Regions from separate parts of the Homo sapiens genome. Here region 2 is linked to region 1. Evidence: chromatin loops called from intact Hi-C (ENCODE). Cell type or tissue: PC-3. All regions are shown on one strand. Each heading gives the region's core, and the rest is flanking DNA. Links, peaks and the distances in the headings are about the cores only. Region 1 overlaps ATOX1 (antioxidant 1 copper chaperone). Region 2 overlaps SLC36A3 (solute carrier family 36 member 3).

Evidence for each region. Peaks named below come from ENCODE experiments on the same cell type or tissue, not always from the same donor. Only the 100,000 strongest peaks of a DNase experiment are listed, where the experiment ranks them.
Region 2: a loop joins it to region 1, with 2.4 times the contacts of the local background. A loop is called at or near these places in 2 of 110 quality-filtered maps.

What each region holds. Positions count from the first base shown.
Region 1 is chr5:151,736,374-151,744,373 of GRCh38, forward strand. It overlaps ATOX1 (antioxidant 1 copper chaperone), which reads right to left. Exons shown (of 4, transcript NM_004045.4): 4 at 6,449-6,586. Among named protein-coding and RNA genes, the nearest start is that of ATOX1-AS1, 13 kb to the right of the region's middle. RefSeq lists silencers at 3,775-4,069, 4,235-4,529, 4,295-4,589 and enhancers at 4,328-4,871, 4,329-4,378. In PC-3, for the core only: CTCF peaks have their summits at 4,485 (motif pointing left), 4,697 and 6,640 (motif pointing left); DNase peaks (open chromatin) are centred at 3,658, 4,438, 5,478, 6,598 and 1 weaker place; H3K27ac peaks cover 4,239 bases.
Region 2 is chr5:151,291,479-151,302,698 of GRCh38, forward strand. It overlaps SLC36A3 (solute carrier family 36 member 3), which reads right to left. Exons shown (of 10, transcript NM_181774.4): 2 at 7,115-7,205; 3 at 4,702-4,790; 4 at 1,886-1,981. Among named protein-coding and RNA genes, the nearest start is that of SLC36A3, 6.7 kb to the right of the region's middle. In PC-3, for the core only: a CTCF peak has its summit at 6,776; DNase peaks (open chromatin) are centred at 3,883, 5,123, 5,693 and 6,763; H3K27ac peaks cover 3,106 bases.

The sequences.
Region 1 (8,000 bases), core at 1-8,000:
AATTAGCCAGGTGTGATGGCATGCACCTATGGTCCCAGCTATTTGGGAGGTTGAGATAGGAAGATCACTTGAGCCCAGGAGGTAAAGGATGTAATGAATGAGCCATGATCACACCACTGCACTCCAGCCTGGGTGACAGAGTGGGACCCTGTCTCAAAACAAAAACATAACAGAGAAGACAGGCTTTGTTGAGCTCCTACCACGCTGGGTGCTTTATTTGCGTTACTTCCAATGTAGGTACCATCCAGAGCCACATTCCCCAGATAAGAACAGAGGGAGTAGCCCACCTGGGTTCCCTCTGTGTGATTCCAGGCTGTGCTCCCAGCCTTAACCTTTCACCTCCAGCCATCCTTCAGTAACTTCCCTCAGTAAGCTCTCTCCTTACTAAGTCAGGAACCTGTGAGCTGGCATAGGATCAGTGGAGGCCCAGAATGGTTTGGCTTTTCCATGTTTTCTCAGCTTCCACTCTCAAAAAGGCATCAACAAAGGGACTAGTGACCAGGTGGTCATACTCATTCAAAACTCTGTCTCCAAGGAATGGCTGAGGGAGGGAATTTGGGATCTGCCTTGGGAGGTAGAGCAGAAAGGGAGTAGTAGCGAGGACAAAGGGAAAGACCTGCCTCTGAGGAACCACCATAGGGAAGGGCTAGGCTGATGCCCCACATATCAAGACAAACCCAGCCCCCGTCCAGAGAACTGCCAGGGAGATAGATAAGGGTGGGTTCAACATCAGAACTTCCCCTGACAGAGCTGTCCAGAGCAGAGCCAGCAGCTCGCAGTGCTCCCTTTCAGGGTCAGGGCTGCTGTGCAGGTGAAGGAAGGCTCACGGACCACCCATCAGAAGGAGGGCATGGGGACATCTGTTCCTAAGATCCAACAATGATAATAACAATAGCGAAACTGAGCTCCTTCTATGTGCACGCGTCATCTCACTTCACCCTAAGAAGGTATTACTCTCACCTTACAGGTGTGAAAACCGAGGTCCTGGACAGTTCTATTTATTTATTTTTCAGAGATGGTGTCTTGCTCTGTCACACAGGCTGGAGTGCAGTGGTGTGATCATACTTCACTGCAGCCGTGACTTCCTGGGCTCAAGTATTCCTCCTGCCTCAGCCTCCCTAGCAGCTGAGACTATAGGCACCTACCACCATGCCCAGCTAATTTGTCCTGGACAGTTAAGCTATTTGCTCAAGCTCACACATCTGGTAAACAGTCTGTTTATCTGCAGAGCCAGCATTCTTATGCAACATACAGCCTACTTCTAGGCATCCGGGGATTTAGATCCTTGGAGCCCATGATAAACAGACCAATGGGAGGTGACATCCTTATTTTTAGAGGCTTTGATTTTATTGCAAGGCCCTAGTCAGCAGTCATGAGATTTACCTAGGGACATGAAGACTTTCCTTCTCCGAAGAAGCAGATTAGAAAACTTGTCTTCTTAAACTAAGTGGCCACAGCCCTTAAAGACATGGAAATCTAAAAGAAGCTCTGATGGGCACTCCCAAGAAATTACAGACTTGGGTCTTTTAGAGACTGGCACTAATTAAAGGCGAAAGTCATGGAGAGGGCGGTGACCTGAACAACCATTCACCTCCCACATGGCACAATCTTGAGGTTCCATTTTACTTTTCTTAATCTGCCAGGGTTGAAAGAATCTAGATCTGAAATTTTTCAGACTTCAGTTTTCAAACTTCAAGTCGTATAATTGTGACTTTTTGGCCAAACAGAAAGTTTTATTTGTGGAATGTCATTATCAAGAATGAGGCACATGAAGATCTTTAATTCTCACCATGGTCAGAGTACTGTTATGACCTCCATTTTCCAGATAAGGAAACTGAGTTGCACAAAAGAATCAGGAACTTTCCCAAGGTCACACAGTTTTTAAGTGGTGAAGGAATTTAAATCCGGATCTGCTGAAGTCCAGAACGTGGCTTAGTACCACTGGGGCTGTAGGAGGAAGCCCAGTAGATAAAACTGTGAGTTGGGCCAGGCACAGTGGCTCACGTCTGTAATCCCAGCACTTCGGGAGGCCAAGGAGGGATGATCACTTGAACCCAGGAGTTCAAGGCTGCAGTGAGCCGTAATTGCACCACTGCATTCCAGCCTGGGCCAAAGAGCAAGGCCCCATCTCTAAAAAATAAAAACAAATTAAAAGATACAAATAAAATGATGAGTTAAGCTGCCTCGGTTTGGGTTTGGGTGTGTTGGTTTCGAAGAGGCCAGCTCATTGAGACTTCCCCTTGTGCCCTGTAGGGCCCTTGGAAAGCTTGATAGCACCAGAGCAGTTAAAAAAACTGGAAACAAATGTCCTTCAACAGAGGAATGAATCACACCTTCTGGTATATTCATTCAACGGAATACTTACTACTCAGTGATAAAAAGATAACATTTCAAAATAATTATGCTGAATGAAAAAGCTAGACAAAAATGGAGCATACCGTGTGATTGCATCTATATAAAACTCTAGAAAATGCAAACTAATCAATAGTGACAGTAAGCAGATCAGTGCTTACTTGGGGGCAAGGAGAGGGTGGGAGGGATTACCAAGAGGTGCCAGGAAACTTTTTAGGTGATTAATATGGTCACTATCTTGATTGTGGTGATGGTTTCATGAGTGTGTGTGTGTGTGTGTGTGTGTGTTAGATATGTATGTATCTTAATTATACACTTTATTCTTTAGGTAGGAGATAGCAAAAAAAAAGTTTACACTTTAAATATGTGCAGTTTATTGAATGAAATTACACCTCAAAAAAGCAGTTAAAAAAAAACTTCAGCTGGGTGTGGTGGCTCATGCCTGTAATCCCAATACTTTGGGAGGCTGAGGTGGGCAGATCGCTTGATCACATGAGTTTGAGACCAGCCTGGGCAACATGGTGAAACCTCGTCTCTAAATATATATATATATATAAATTAGTTGGGCATGGTGGTGTGTGCCTGTGGTCCCAGCTACTTGGGAGGCTAAGGTGGGAGGATTGCTTGAGCCCGGGAGGCGGAGATTGCAGTGAATGGAGATTGTGCCACTGCATTCCAGCCTGAGTAACAGAGACCCTGTCTCAGAAAAAGAAAAACAACAACAATAACACACACACACACACACACACACACACACACACCCCACTTCAAAATTCAAAAGATTTGCTCAAGCTCACTCAGCACGCTGATGGGGAGCCAGGCCAGGCCAGAGCTCCCCCTGTGGCTCACACCACTGTGAGGAAGGAAGCCTCCCCCACATACAGCCCCCAGGCTTCACCCTGTACTGAGGGCCAGGTGGTTTCTCTCCAGTCATGGTAATGTGGGTACTGGACAAGCCCGGGCTCTGGCCACCAGGCAAATGGGTAGGTCAACAAGGCAAAGTTGGTGGGAGCTTCACCCCATCAAGCCCAGAAACAAGGGCTGGTTACTGGGAACACCCTAGGGTAGGCTGTACTCACAACCAGGAATCTTTGACAAAAATATAAACCTGCTAGAAAGATTAGAAGAGACAATCTCTTCCTTTGTCAAATTATCTGGACCAACACCTACTGAGCATCTACCATGTGTGAGGGTCTGTCCTAGCTCACTATCTTATGCAGTCTAGGTAAGGATGGAATGAGATAAATGCAAGGGCATGACACACTAAATAGGCATCCCCCAAATAGTAGCCATTACTCATCTATCAAATATCCCCTAAGTCCTTGCTCTGTGTGCAGAGGGAACAGATACTTGGGCTGATCCTCGAGGCCAGGAAAGATACGTGGACAGAAAGCTTTGCCACAACACTGAAATTTGTGTGATAAATGCTTTGAGGGCCAAGAGGAGAAATAAATTACTTCCAGCTGTGGAGAGGTTTCATGGAGGCTGTGGTATGCAAGGGAGGGAAAGGAATTTGTATATGGAGACAAGGGAGGCTGGTGGAGGAGATCATTCCGCTTACAGGGGGCAGGCAGCATGAATAAAAGCAAGGCACCTGAGGAGCGGGCTGGCTGGCTGCAGCGAGGAGTGAGAAAGCCTGGAAGGGTGGGCTGGGGCCAAGTGCACAGGGAAGCCTCGGAGAAATACGTGGCCACGTCTGCTCCCCACCCCCACCCCTGCAGAAGCCTGAGCTCCGCTGTGTGATTCATTCATTCCGTGGACAGCCAGCTGGGCTGATGGCAGGCGTGGGAGCTTCCCTAATGCCTCTGTGGCCTTGGAAGAACAGAGCCAAGTGCCTCAGCTAGAAACTTGGATTTCAGCTGGGGGTGGTGGTATAGAGAGAACTCAAAGGAAATGAACCCCTCTGAGAAGCACTCACTCTAAGAGACACCAGTGTCTCAACTCTTGGGCGTTCCCAGTGGGCCAGCCAGACCTCCTAGGGCAACTGAAAATGGAAAAAATCCTCAAGTTTGTTCTCTCAGAGCCCAGAGAAACTTTTTTTTAGAAGAAACTGTCTTAAACGTCTCTGTGGATGGTCAAGTCCAGGAGACACTGCCATCTGGTGGTCAAGAAACACATTTACCTGGTGGGCTGGGAAGGAGTCCCTGCACCCCGGAGGGGCCACGAAGGCAGAAATGGCCCTGAGATTTGTTTAGTACTTTCATAATGGGATAGAAAGGGATGGAAATTATGCTTGCAACCAGTTTAGAGTTGAAATAAAGTGTTATTTCTGGCTACTCAGTTCCCCGAGGTGCAGCAATTATGCATTGGGCAGATGAGGAAACTGTCCATGAGATAGATGAGGTGGCTGCTTCCATGTCTGAGCTGGTCAAATGCAGAGCCAGATCTTATTCCAGTCTCCAGCAGCCCTGGGTCCCCAGTAAGTGCCCAATAAATGGCTAAAGTGGTGATTCTCAACATGTGACCCCCAAGAGCCTTTCAGAAGGCACATGAGGTTCAATTTAAAAGCTTCTGTAAGATGCCTTTTCCTCCTTAACAATTGTACGGTAAAGTTTTCTAGAGTCTAAAGGAATGCAGTGACTTCATCTAGTCCTAATGACTAATGGGATGTGTGCCTGGGTATTTTTGTTTTAAAAATTCCTGTTTTAATTTCTAATGTAGTATAACCCACATAACCAAAACTGTTTGATAATAATTTTTAAATTTTTTTTGAGACAGAGTTTCACTCTTTCACCCAGGCTGCAGTGAAGTGGTGCAATCTTGGCTCACTGCAACCTCCACCCCCCGGGTTCAAGCGATTCTCCTGCCTCAGCCTCCCGAGTACATGGGATTACAGGCATGTGCCACCACGCCCGACTAACTTTTGTATTTTTAGTAGAGACGGGGTTTCACCATGTTGGCCAGGCTGGTCCCAAACTCTTGACTTCAGGTAATCCACCTGCCTCGGCCTCCCAAAGTGCTAGGATTACAGACGTGAGCCACTGCACCCAGCCGAGATCCTCAAAAATTTTTAAGAGTATATAAGATCTACTCAGGAGGCTGAAGCAGGAGGATTACTTGATCCCGGAAGTTAGAGGTTACAGTGAGCTATGATCATGCCACTGCATTCCAACCTGACTAGTCTCAGCCTGACTTAGCCTGACTGGAATTCAAATGGCCATTTTGACAGATTTTTGACTAATGAAATATTTTAAAAATGAGTGGCAGCCAGGTGCAGTGGCTCATGCCTGTAATCCCAGAACTTTCGGAGGCTGAGGCAGGTGGATCACCTGAGGGCAGGAGTTCAAGCCCCTTTGGGAGGCCAAGGCAGGAGGATTGCTTGAGCTCAGCAGTTCAAGACCAACCTGGGCAACATAGCAAAACCCCATTTCTAGAAAAAAACTAAAAAAAAAACAAGGTTAACTGGGCATGATGACATGTGCCTGTAGTGCCAGCTACTTGGGAGGCTAAGGTGGGAGTATTGCTTGAGCCCGGGAGGTCAAAACTGCAGTGAGCCCTGATTGCGCCACTGCACTCCAGCCTGGGTGACAGAGTGAAACCCCATCTCAAAACAAACAAACAAAAAGCCAAAAATGAATCACTAATATTTTCTGAGTGATTTTTTAACCAGCAATCACTGCTGTAATTAATTTACATGTTTCATTTCATTTAATCCCCACAACCACCATTTGCAGTAGATGCTATCATCACATTTTGTCTGTGGACACTGAGAGGTTAAGTGGCCCAGCTAGGAGGTACTGGAGCTTGAACTCTATCCCAGGCAGTTTGTCTCCACAGCCTCTTCCTACTATTCCACTTGCTTAACATTTGATAATCTCTTGTGCAATTCACTTGATAGACAAATTTTTTCAAAATATAGAGTCTATGAAACTGGTGAAAAGAAAGGGGATCACTGTTCTGGGTCAATGCCTCCACTTTATAGGTGAGGAAAAAATGAGGCCCAGAGAGGGGAAGTGATTTGCTAAAGATCACACAGCAAAGAATCAGAATCTACAGGGTGTCTGACTCCCAGGTGGGAACTCTCAAAACTCCAACCCAAGTAAGCATAACCACCTACATGTGAGCAAGCAACACCAAGACCAGGCAAGACAACATCTCCAACAAAAGCAGCTTGATTTTATTGCAGGGAAGCTAGGAAGGAATAGGACAACTGAGGGTCTCCGCAGGAACACCATCACCCGGCATGACTGCCAAGTCCCAGGTCTGTCTGGAAGCCAGCGGGAGGATCAGCATCCTAGGAAAGATGGAAAGTTAGATGGAACAAAGGTGCCATCTGGTGTGGACATAGCGACATTGCAAAGGCAATAAATGCACTAAGAGACAGGGGTGACGCAGGGGTGCACTAAGAGTCTTGCACTAAAAGGCAGGGGTGAGGTGGAAAACGCAGGGTGCAGATGCAGGAGCAGGACTAGAGCCCCAGTGTCCAGCCCTGCACACTGCTCCCATGAAGTCTGTTATACTTAGGTTGGCTGGAACGCATTAACCTTGCTAAGCCAATCACTGCCAAAGCCCTCTTCTGGGGAATTTCCAGGGCTGCCAGGATACCCAGTCAACAGCACTCTCTATCCTGTTACAGGTTGGAAAGGCAATGAACAAAATCATGGCAAATAAATCTGCCAAGAGTCAGATGATCAAGGTGACTTCAAAACCAATAAACACTCTATCTTTGAGGTTCCCAAGCCTGGCTTCAAATCAGTCACTGAGGAGCCTCTTAAAACAGACTTCAAAGACATGCTGCCTGAGCATGTGGACTAAAGCTGGCTTATTGGGTGATTCTTACTGAGTACTGTGCATCTGAATTTCCAGGAGCCTTTCCAAACAATACATGGTTACTGAAATATGTACAGGTAAGATTGCATGATGTCTAGAATTTGCTTCAAAATAATCTGGGCAGGAGGGAGTGGGCATGATGTCTAGAATTTGCTTCAAAATAATCTGGGTGTTTCATCACCCAGATGAAACAATGAGGACAGTGGAGTTTCTAATCCAAGATGTGTGCATTAGGGCTCCCCCACATGGATACAGATAGCTCCAGAAGAGTTTTTTTCCTTCTCTTCCTTAATTCCTTCTTGTCACAGAGCACTTTTATCAAAAAATAACAGGCCTTGGTGAAATAAATACTAACTGTTGGATCTGAGTGACGGGTACTTGGGGATTCATTCTATTACTCTACTTACACATGTTTGAAACTTCCTATCATAAAAAATCTAAAGTAGATTAAAAGTACCATGAAAATTATTAAGTATTGGAAGGAATGATTTACAACACATGCTATGACTTGAATGAATCTTGAAAACATTATGCTACATGGAAAAAGGCAGACACAAAAAGGTCACATATAATGTAATTCTTTTTATATGACATGTCCAGGGTAGGCAAATCCAGAGTAGCAGAAAGCAAATTAGTGGCTGCCAGGGGATGGAGAGATGGGTAGTGGGGAGTGACTTCTTAATGGATACAGGGTGTGTTTCTGAGATGATGAAAAAATTTTGAAACTAGAGAGAGATGGTGGTCATACAACATTGTGAACACACCAAATGCCACTAAATGATAGACTTTAACCCATTTATGCCTAGTGTTCCATTATTGGAACGCTAAGCTTGCAGGAGTTATTTATATCCTACTGTTCAAGGTCATCACCAAGGTTT
Region 2 (11,220 bases), core at 1,987-9,986, 440 kb before region 1:
GAAGATACCAGATCATTTGTCCTGTAGTATATCCTATTTTTTCTATTTGGTTGGTGACTTCCTCATGATGCTATTTATCTTGTTCCTCTATCCCCCGTGCTTCCTATAAATGGATATTAGATCTAGTGGCTTGAATAAATGGAGGTTTCAAATTTATTTTTGAAATATCAGAGGTGGTACTACTCTGTACTCCCTACTGTGGGCTATTATGAGACACACATAGCTAGCTGTCATGTATATAAATATGAGATGCTAAGATGAGTACATGGGGTCAGGTAGCATCAGTGCATTCTCCCTTTATAAAGCTTCCCAGTGACCATTCCTCTAACAGCTTGAGCATCCATTAATGACCATTGCCTCCATGGAATGGGCAGCTTTTGTTTGTTTGTTTGTTTGTTTTGAGATGGAGTCTCACTCTGTCACCCAGGCTGGAGTGCAATGGTGCGATCTCGGCTCACTGCAACCTCTGCCTCCTGAGTTCAAGCGATTCTCCTGCCTCAGTCTCCTGAGTAGCTGGGATTACAGGCACCCACCACCAAGCCTGGCTAATTTTCATATTTTTAGTAGAGACAGGGTTACGCCATGTTGGTCAGGCTGGTCTCAAACTCCTGACCTCAGGTGATCCACCCACCTCAGCCTCCCAAAGTGCTGGGATTACAGGCGTGAGCCACCACACATGGCCAAGGAATGGGCAGTTTTTAATCAAGCTCCTCAGGTATCTCTCAGTAAATTAAAGATGACAAATTATTACTTTAAATATTTTTTAAATGTTTCTAACTCTTTCTCATGACCTCATCTAATCATTAGAGTGGCTCCTGATCAGGAGATCAATGACCTACTGAGAATCCCAAGAGAGGAGCTGCAAAGGAATCTTAGCAGCCACAATTTGACTCACTACCTCCTGAGGGACTTTGCTGGGGAAGGCTCCAATGTTAGGTTCTTGGTCAAATCTCTGCTCCACCCATATCAATGTCCATGCCTTTGGATATGTTATTTTATCTTTATAAGCCTCATATTTCCAGGGCAATAAAAACCCACCCTGCCTACCTCACAAGGCTGTTGAGAGGAACAGAGGAACTAAGACAGAGAAAACCATTTTGTACACCGTTAACTTTTTATCAAGGCAGGGAACAACCTGAATGTTCACCTTAGGGGAATAAGCAAATGAAACGGATATACATCCACACTAGGGAACACTGTGAGCCTTAAAAAATAATGAGGTAGGCTGGGCGAGGTGGTTCACACCTATAATCCCAGCACTTTGGGAGGCCGAGGCAGGCGGGTCATCTGAGGTCAGGAGTTCAGGGCCAGCCTGGCCAACATGGTGAAACCCTGTCTCTACTAAAAACACAAAAATTAACCAGGCGTGGTGGTGGGCGCCTGTAATCCCAGCTACTCAGGAGGCTGAGGAAGGAGAGCTGCTTGAACCCAGGAGGCGGAGGTTGCAGTGAGCTGAGGTCACGCCATTGCACTCCAGCCTGAGCAACAAGAGTGAAACTCTGTCCCTCCCCCCCCAAAAATGAGGTTCATTTATATGTTCCAACATGAAAAAATAGGGATATATTGTTAGATGAAAAATCAAATTTTCAGAAATTATCCTAAGTAATGTATAAGAAAATAGAAAGCAAATTATGTACTTCCATTCACACACATATATTGATGTACATGTAGAGAAAAAAAGTCTAAAGGAATATTTACTAACTAGGTTTCAATGATTACCTTATGGGTACAGAGTGAGATGGGGGATGGGGTTATCGAGGTGATTCTCTCTATTGTTTGATAGTTTACAATAAGAGCATATTCATTTAAAACCTGTGTAAGTAGAAATAAAGAAAAGTGATATGATGATTTTTGTTGTTACTACTACAACATCTGTGACTACTACCTTCCCCACACTGCATGGGCCCTCAGCCAGGTGTTCGGGCAGGTTTCAAGGCCGTACATCGTGGCCTCTCCATAGTTCACAAAAGTCTTCTGCAGTCTAGGGGGAAAGAACAAACAATGCATAATTTAAAACATTTTTGTTAAAGGTACAGTTTTCTCCCAAAGTGAGTGATTTTTATGTATTTGTGTGTGAGCATGAAGCCTTCTGTCAATTTTCTCCCAGTGATCTACTTTATACTTTAACAACTTTCAGGAGTTTGCCTTTTTTTCTTTTTTTGCAATTATCCCTTTAAGCACAAATATTTAACTGACTATCATTGGATTTATTCTTCTTGAGTAAGCGGTAGCTGTGCATTGACGTAGATCTGCAAAGCAGGAAAGGGGATATGGAGGGGGAGAGGAGGAGGGAGGGGAAGAGGTGGTGTGGGTGTGGCCAGGCCAGTGATTCCCTCCTTCCCATTGCTGATGGTGTCAGAACACTCGAGATCCTGGCCTGGGCCAGACCCCTCACAAAGGTGATACTCGGGATCCTGCCCAGCCCCCTGTAGGATGTGATGCCCAAGTTCCAGCCTATTCCTCTTGCCATGTCCCTCTTTCTCAACCCTTTTAAGGGTGGAGCAGGCCCTGCTGCAGAAACACCTTTGGCTGGAGCAAGTGGAAACAGCAGCAGGTTGCCCAGATCCTGGAAGCACGGCATAAATTGCAGGACTGAGGGGAACAGGTGGGAGAGAGGAAGGGCTCCAGCCTTCTTCAGATACCAGAGTTTAAATCCCAACATGACCCTCAGGTAGCCAGACATGTAGAGCCAGTCTCTTGAGATCTCTGGGCCCCAGTTTTCTTCACATGCAGTCTGGATTTTGGGGGAAGAGACAGTGAGAGACGGATATAGAGATGTGCTGGAACATGACATTTTTGTTACTGCTCACCGTGATAGGCATTTTCAATACAAATGAAGTCACCTTGCATAGAACTGGCAAGGATATGAATCTGAGGGTTGCAAATTCAGAAGCTATGGGATCAGACAGGTACTGGTGATCTGGTGGGTGACAGGGGCTGAGTATAAGAGACAGTAGGGAACATTGGAGACTGTGGCAAACCAGAATAACACATCCCATTGTAAAAGGGATTGCTCAGGAGTTGCCTCTAGAAGCACATCTAAAAAATGAAGGCTCAGAAGCAGTCGGTTGTCTAACTGATTAAGAAGGCAGAGATTTTTTTGTTTTGTGAATGTGAATGTGAAATCTCCAATTCACATTTTGTGAATGTGAATTTTTTTTTTTTTTGAGACAGAGTTTTCACTCTAGTTGCCCAGGCTGGAGTGCAAGGGTGCGATCTCGGCTCACCAAAACCTCCGCCTCCCGGGTTCAAGCGATTCTCCTGCCTCAGCCTCCCGAGTAGCTGGGATTACAGGCATGCACCACCACGCCTGGCTAATTTTGTATTTTTAGTAGAGATGGGGTTTCTGTATGTTGGTCAGGCTGGTCTCGAACTCCTGACCTCAGGTGGTCTGCCTGCCTCGGCCTCCTGAATTGCTGGGATTATAGGTGTGAGCCACTGCACCCGGCCGAAATCTCCAGGGTTTAAACATTGACTAAAAAATAAAACTGTGAAGTCCCCCAAAACATAACTGAAGGCCATAGCCAACTCTCAGGCCATCACTCTGCAACCTCTATATTAGAAAAAATAAAAGACAAGTCATCAGAGAAAAAAAAAAAATCAGAGAAAGGCTTTCAGAAATGGCCTGATGTCAGAAGCTTATCTGGTGATATAATGATCCCAGAAGGCTTGAGGGAAGAGAAGATTTGCAAAATGGTTAACAGTGGAGTCACAGTAGGTCTTTGAATACTGGCTCTGCCACTTCCCAGCTATATGACCCTGGGCAAGGCATTTAAACCTCAGTTTACTCATCTGTAAAATGGGAATAAAAATAGTGCCTATCATAGACTTACTGTGAGGAGTAAACAAGGCTTGCAAGGCTCTTGGCACGATAACCGCAGTGTAATTGCACAATACATTTAACTACGGAATGAGTAAATGCTCTTAAAAGCGTTTTGTGAGCAGGAAAGTGCTCTGAGAGTTAGGTGTGACTGATATGTACTCCAGGTACACCTATTTGGGTTATGATAATTAGGCTTTATGGAGAGTTTTGTTTACCGTCCCTACTTTGACTTTTGAGACCTTTCTTCACATTTACGAGGACCTATTTGGTTTTGCATGCCTTGGGAGTAGCTGAGCGCTGTGGATCTCTGCATTCTTTGTTTTTACTGCATTTGTCTTTTCTTTCTGAAATTGTTTTTGCATTAAAGTTTCAAATACATAAACATTGATTATTATAAGTATGCTTTGATAATGACTGAAATCATTGTGAAGACTTCTTTTCAGTAAGTATGCTTTTTACTTTTACTAACATTGCATGGACCAAATTACCCTGACAAGGTGTGGGTATTGGAGTGGGAGAAGGTTGGGGATGGAGAGGCTAAAAGGAAGAGAAGAAAGTCTCTGTCTCAAATAAATAGAGTAATTTATATAGTGCTTTTGCATCTTTTATCACTTTCGATGCTTTCAGTTAAGGAGATCTGGGCTCAGGGGGATGCAGGAATTTGACAGTCATCCAGCTTGTTAGCAGCAGCGTTGGATCTGTGCCTAGAGTCTCTAACTGGGACTCTCTGTCATGCTCTCCTTGCCTTCATAGAATCCAGATTGGTAGGAAGGTGGCCTGGAGCAGTGGCCGAATTAATTGGGTCAGTGGTCAAAAGAAGAGCAACACACCCTCAGAGGGGCCCCAGTGCTGGAATGAGAGAGAAGCAGGCCTCTGACCTCTGGCTGAGGTGTTGAGCACAGTTCAACAGGATGACCATGCAGTGCACGGTGAGGACCCCGATGGCCAGAAGGCTGACAGGACCGACCTGGAGGGGAGAGGAGAAAGGGGGAAGTGAGCCAGAAATGATCACTCCCATTCCCTGGCCCTCTCACAGTCTGCGTGCTGGGGCCTGTTGCATAATAAAACTGTCTTTGGGGTGACAGACCCAGCCTGAATGTCCTCATGCTCCCAGATGCTAGAATTTGAATGCTCTTCTTAGCATCCCTGTAGAGTGGCTGCCCAACTTCTGCTAGGATACTTCCAGTGACAGAGAGCTCATTACCTTCCCACATAGCCCATGCATTTTCTCATTTTCCTTGAGTTCTACCAGTTTAGAGTCCCTTGTGGTAAATTTATTTTGTCTGACACACCCTGGCCCTCACTTCCTCCAAGATGATTGAGGGCCAAGGTGTTCTTATGACTCAGTTCTCTTCCTCTAGTACAGAGTTTATCAACAGGTGCCCTATTGACATTTTGGGGCAGATAATTATTTGTTATCAGGAGCTGTCTTTTGCATTATAGGATGTTTAGCAGCTTTCCCGAGCCTCTACCCACTAGGTGTCAGAGACTCTTCCCCCAGATTGTGGCAACCAAAAATGTCTGTAGAGATTGTAAAGGTCTTTGGCTAGGGTAGCAGGAGCTGGTGCAAAATGATCCCAAGTTGGGGATCACTACTGTAGTGTGTCTAATTTGTCAAATTCCTTTTAAAAAGTGGGGCTGATTACTAATTATATCTTCCAGAGGTGATCAGAAGGGTATAAACGGGGACCCTCTCACATCCTTTGTTCTGAACACTTGTGTCTTTATAGATGTGACCTATCACAAAGACATAAATGAGGGATCAAGAGCACCACTAGACTCCACTGGAATGCAGGCTTCATGCAGCAGAGACTCTCGTGTCTTGTTTGCTTCTATATTCCCAGGGGCTACAAATGCACAGGGTAGATAGGTGCTCAATAAATATTTCTCAAATGAATCATGGCCAGAGGTTCTGGTGGGAGATGAAAGGTAAAGAAATCATCTAATGACTCTGAGGAAGCAAATATCAAAGAATAAAAGCATTGTCTTAAAAACAAATACCACCCTGGCAAAGATAGTTTGGCTGAAGACCATGTTTTTTTGTAGAAGCTCTAGAACCCAGAGGATTCCAAAGGGGAGAGTCCAGTCTCTGGGTTGGAACCACTGAAGATCAGAAGTCATGACAGAGGCAGCAAGGGTCTCGCCTTCTTTAGACATAGAAGCCACTTACCAGGCCTGGAGATAAGAAAAGATTCACTCCAAGGAAATGGAATTATATATTTGGTATCTATTCCATTCAGTAGATGTTAATGGAAACTTGCTGTGTGCCAGTCCCTACAGAGGCTACCGTGGGGACGTGCAAAGGGAAATCAGACAGTTCTTGCCCACAGAGCTTTCAATTAAATGAGGAAGGTGGGTCTGTTAGAAAATAAATATGTCGACCGGACGAGGTGGCTCACACCTGTCATCCCAGCACCTTGCGAGGCCGAGATGGGCCAGTCACCTGAGGTCAGGAGTTTGAGACCTGCCTGGCCAACATGATGAAAACCTCTCTACAAAGAATACAAAAATTAGCTGGGCGTGGTGGCTCACACCTGTAATCCCAGCAACTCGGGAGGCTGAGGCAGGAGAATCGCTTGAACCCGGGAGGCGGAGGTTGCAGTGAGCCAAGATTGTGCCACTGCACTCCAGCCTGGGCGACAGAGCGAGACTCTGTCTCAATAAATAATAATAAATAAATAAATATCTTATCTTCGTAAGTGCTTTAAGAATCCCAGGTAAGGTAGATATAAATGGTAGAAAAATACAAAGTGAGGATGGCATTAGTGATCATAAGAAAGTGTAAAGTTTTAGAGAGGAGGCACTTTAAAAAGACAGAAATGAGGGGGCAGGAACAGCACAGGAAAAGAGAAAGAGGTAGGCTGGTGTGGGGAGAGTGGATTGGTGGGATTGATGGAGGCGTCTATCTTCATGTCCAAGACACTTTCTCATGCGCCCTCAAGTGGTTTGGAACAGGAGTCACACACTCAAATGCCTGCAGGGATTGGGCTGTTAATGCAAATGACGAAATGAGCTGCATGTGATCCTAGGAGTGGGGAGGACTGCGGGGAGAATTGTGGCAAAGTAGAGTCAGATGAGCATGGTGAGTCTTTAAGAGTAATGGTGTGCCCCCTTCAGGGATGCTCAGGTTGGACCCAGGTTGACTCCAGGGGATTGATGCCAACAGGCACATTTTCAATTGCAGAGGGTACCCCCAAATTGCCCATTGATAACAGTGTGAAGGCCTTCAGGACCTATCACCCCCTTCTGCAAATGAGCAAACCTAGTTCCCATCCCACAGATGCCTCTTACCAACAAGCCGGCATTCTTTATGGCCAGGGGAAGCCCCAGGAGCCCTGTGCCAATGTTGCATTTCAACAAGTGGATCAAAGTTTGCATCATCCTGTGGTGGGGAGAGTAGGGAGACAGAGGGTACTGTTAGTGGAAGGGAAGCATGGCCAGAAACTCAGCCTCCTTCTGGCATCTCCAGAGCGCCTGATAGGAAGAGGGGCAAAACCTGATGAGGTGGACTTGGAGACAACTCTCAGTTCTAGGGGTCTGTCCTGGAACATCTGATCTGGGGATGGTGCTAGTTCAAGTGACTCAACAAATCTTTAATACACACTAGGCTCTAAAGGAAATAAAAATTGCTACCATTCTGGATAACACTCTAGTACTGGTTGGTTCATTAATTCATCCAGTGATTTCTTTCATGAGTTATTCTCTCAAATAACATTTATTGTGACCTAATACATGTCTATCAGTTAGATAGACAATGGAAAAATTAGTAATAGTTGCCTCAGTCTACAGTGAGACATCAGGTTATTTATTAACTCACTCACTAGAAACAAAAATCTACCATATATGGGATATTTACTGGTTTTAGTTTACTCCTTCATCCATTTGTTCAACCAATATTCATTGTGAATATGAATTGCTTGTGCGCTCTCTCTCTCTCTCTCTCTCTCTCTCTCTCTCTCTCTCTATATATATATATATATATATATATATGAAATGAGCTGCATGTGATGCTAGGGAGTGGGGAGGACTGTGGGGAGAATTGTGGCAAAGTAGAGTCAGATGAGCATGGTGATATATATATATATATATATATTATATATATATGAATTGCTATATATCGACATTATGCACTGGGTAAAATTTAATAATTTAATAGCAATTGTTACTGTGCATATAGAGTACTTATGATGGTCCCAGCAGGGTGCTAGGGCCTAGGGTTCTAAATATTCTTCACACCTGTGCTGGCAGCTCCTGCCCAGGCAGCTCCAATCCTGATGTGGATTGGGTGGGAAAGGTGGGAACAGGATCATGAGAACAGAATCAAAAAGGAACTTAAATAAAAAGTACATGCGTAAGCATTGAACCCAGAGATGGGAGCACTTAATTCTGAGTTCCAGCTCTGCCGCTAACCTACTGTGTTTGGTTACTACTTTGGGAAGCCATTAGCTGCTTTGATCCTGTTTCACTGCCAAAAAAGGGAGAAAATTCTAGTTTTGCCTATGTCCCAGGGAAGCTGTAAGACTCAAAAGAGGTAACAACATGATGAATCATGGAATCATGAAGTGCTTCACAGATGTGAGCATCATCATCGTCATATCATTGTCTCATCATCATCATCATCCTCACTGCCACCTTTGGTTTGGCCTTCATGGTGCTCATTTGTTAGAAAGCGCATCCTTCAAGAGGAAGAAGAATTGGGATGATAGGAAAAAGGCAAGCATGGGCTGGTTTAAGCAAGTAGAAGTGCCCCCTCCACCCAAGAACAAAAGGGTACCTTGAAGATGCCATTGGGAGATACAGACGAAGTCTCAGGCTAAGACAGAGAATGCCCTCTTGCCACACTTAAATTGTCTGCAGGTGGCCAGGAGAGCCAAAACCAACTGCCCAAGTGAGTCCAGCAGAGACAGTGCTCACATCTCTTTGTCTTATCCATTAGAGAGTCATGGCAAGGGGCTAGGAAGAAGCTGTAACCAACCAGGTCTTTGCATTTCAATGCTGACCTGAGAGAGGGTTGGGTTGAGAGAACAGATGAACTGTTGGGGACTTCTGTGACTTCAGTCTATTGAGTGAAGTCTATTGACCTAACTTCTGTTAGGGCAGTCTATTCACCTAAGGATGGGGGGGTGGGCACCCATTGTCCCTTTACTTCCAAGAGATAACCTTTATTTCTTGATAACTGTAATTTGTCAATTCTTAAGTAGTAATTTCTCCAAAAGATGTGGTCCCATTTCCCACCCTCTGCTCTTTTTTCCTTTGTCTCTCACTTCTTTCCCATGACAGCATCGATGTCTTGCCCCTATTTGAATCAGATATTGTGGGAAAGGTGAGACAAGTTTTCGGAGGAACCACTGTGCCTTAGCTGACAGCATTTACCCATCTGGACCTTGAAGCATAAATAGATGTTGCAAGCTCCCCTGAGATTTAAAAAATTGGGTTTATATTTTTTCTCGAAAACTATACAATTGCTATTATAAAAGGAAATTCCAAAATCCCACCAATGGAAAATAACCACACATTATAATTAGCCCTCCTCTGGGCATCTTTATTTGCTCTAAATGCACCGAATTTTACATAAAGAGAACCGCTATGCATGCTGGATCCTCAACTAATTTTCTGTATGAATAAATGTGCTACACACTTTCCATGTCCATACATTTCCTCCATCACTTGTAATGACTGTATCATATTCTACTGTATGTTTGTTTCATGTGTTAACCTTTCTCTTAATGTTTCCAAGTTTTCAATATTATTGAAACTGCCTTTGCAAAATTATAACTGAGGAAATTAAGACAGCGAAAGAAATCAGACCTAACCAACTCCATCTTGCTTCTAACCTTTAAGATGTCCTTGTTTATTCCTGGACATAGGCTGAGCTAACTTTGGGAAGGAATTCATTTCATGGTTTGACTATTGGTATCACCCCTTTCCCAAAAAGACCCCCTTTTTGCCTGGGGACCATTCTGCCTTTGCAGGACTAACAAATTAGCTATAAGATTGGAAATTACAGTTTAGGGGTCATGCAGCCTCTGGCTCCAGGAGTCTAAACCTCCCCACATTGTTCCTGGGGATAACATCACATTGTAAAACCTAAGATCAGTGCTTGAGTTATTTTGCAGACCCTGCACTCTGATGGACCATCTGAAACCACCCAGACCGGTCATCTGGCTCAACCAGTTCTGCCATCCCTCCCAAGAACAGAAAACAGCAAGAAAAACTCACTTCGAGCCCCTGTGATTCCATCTCCAACCTGATCAATCAGCACTCCCCACTTCCCAAGCTCCTACCCACCAAATTATCTTTAAAAACTCTAATTCCCGAATGCTCAGGGAGACCGATTTGAGTGATAATAAAACTCCGGTCTCGAGCTTGCAGTGAGCTGAGATCGCGCCACTGCACTCCAGCCTGGGCGATAGAGCAAGACTCCGTCTAAAAAAAAAAAAAAAAAACCTCCAGTCTCTTGCACAGCAGATTCTGCATGAATTACTCTTTCTCCATTGCAATTCCCCTGTCTTGATAAATCGTCTCTGTCTAGGCAGTGGGCAAGGTGAACCCATTGAGTGGTTACATTATAACAAGTGCTTTGATAAAAATTATGCACTCTTGTGCTATTATTTCATCAGAAAAAATTCCTAGAGGGGTATTATTAATCAAAGGGTATATTTATTTATATTTCATTATACTTTAAAGAACTAGATTGTAATACTTACAGTACAAAATTCAAAAGATAAAACGCAATAATCCAAATCCTTATGAAACAAATATAAATCTCTTTTCTCTCAGCCTCCAAATTCTCTTCCCCAGAGGCAACCACTGCTGTCAGTTTTGTGTGTGTGCACGAGTTGTATACTTTCAGACAGCATTTGCCAAATAAATATTTGTATGTTTTATACAAATGACATTTTACGATTTGACCTGTAACATTGCCATCTAGAAAGATACCAATTTAATTCTTCCCAAAAGATGAGAGAGGGCATTTCCTGATATCCTTATCAACACTGGGGATTGTCATCGATAATCTCTTTGTGCCCACAGTTGTTACCGATCTGATGATTACCAGATAGCAGTGTGATTGACAGTAAGTCCTAGAAGAAGAGTTCTGTTGAAATCATGTCCTTTGCAGGGACATGGATGGAGCCGGAAGCCAGTATACTCCGCAAACTAACAAAGGAACAGAAAACCAAACACTGCATGTTCTCACTTGTAAGTGGGAGCTGAACAATGAGAACACATGGACACAGGGAGGAGAACAAGACAAACACTGGGGCTGGTTGGGGGTGGGGGGCAGGGGATGGGAGAGCATCAGGATAAATAGCTAAGGTATATGGGGCTTAATACCTAGGTGATGGGTTGATAGGTACAGCAAAACCACTATGACACACGTTTACCTATGTAACAAA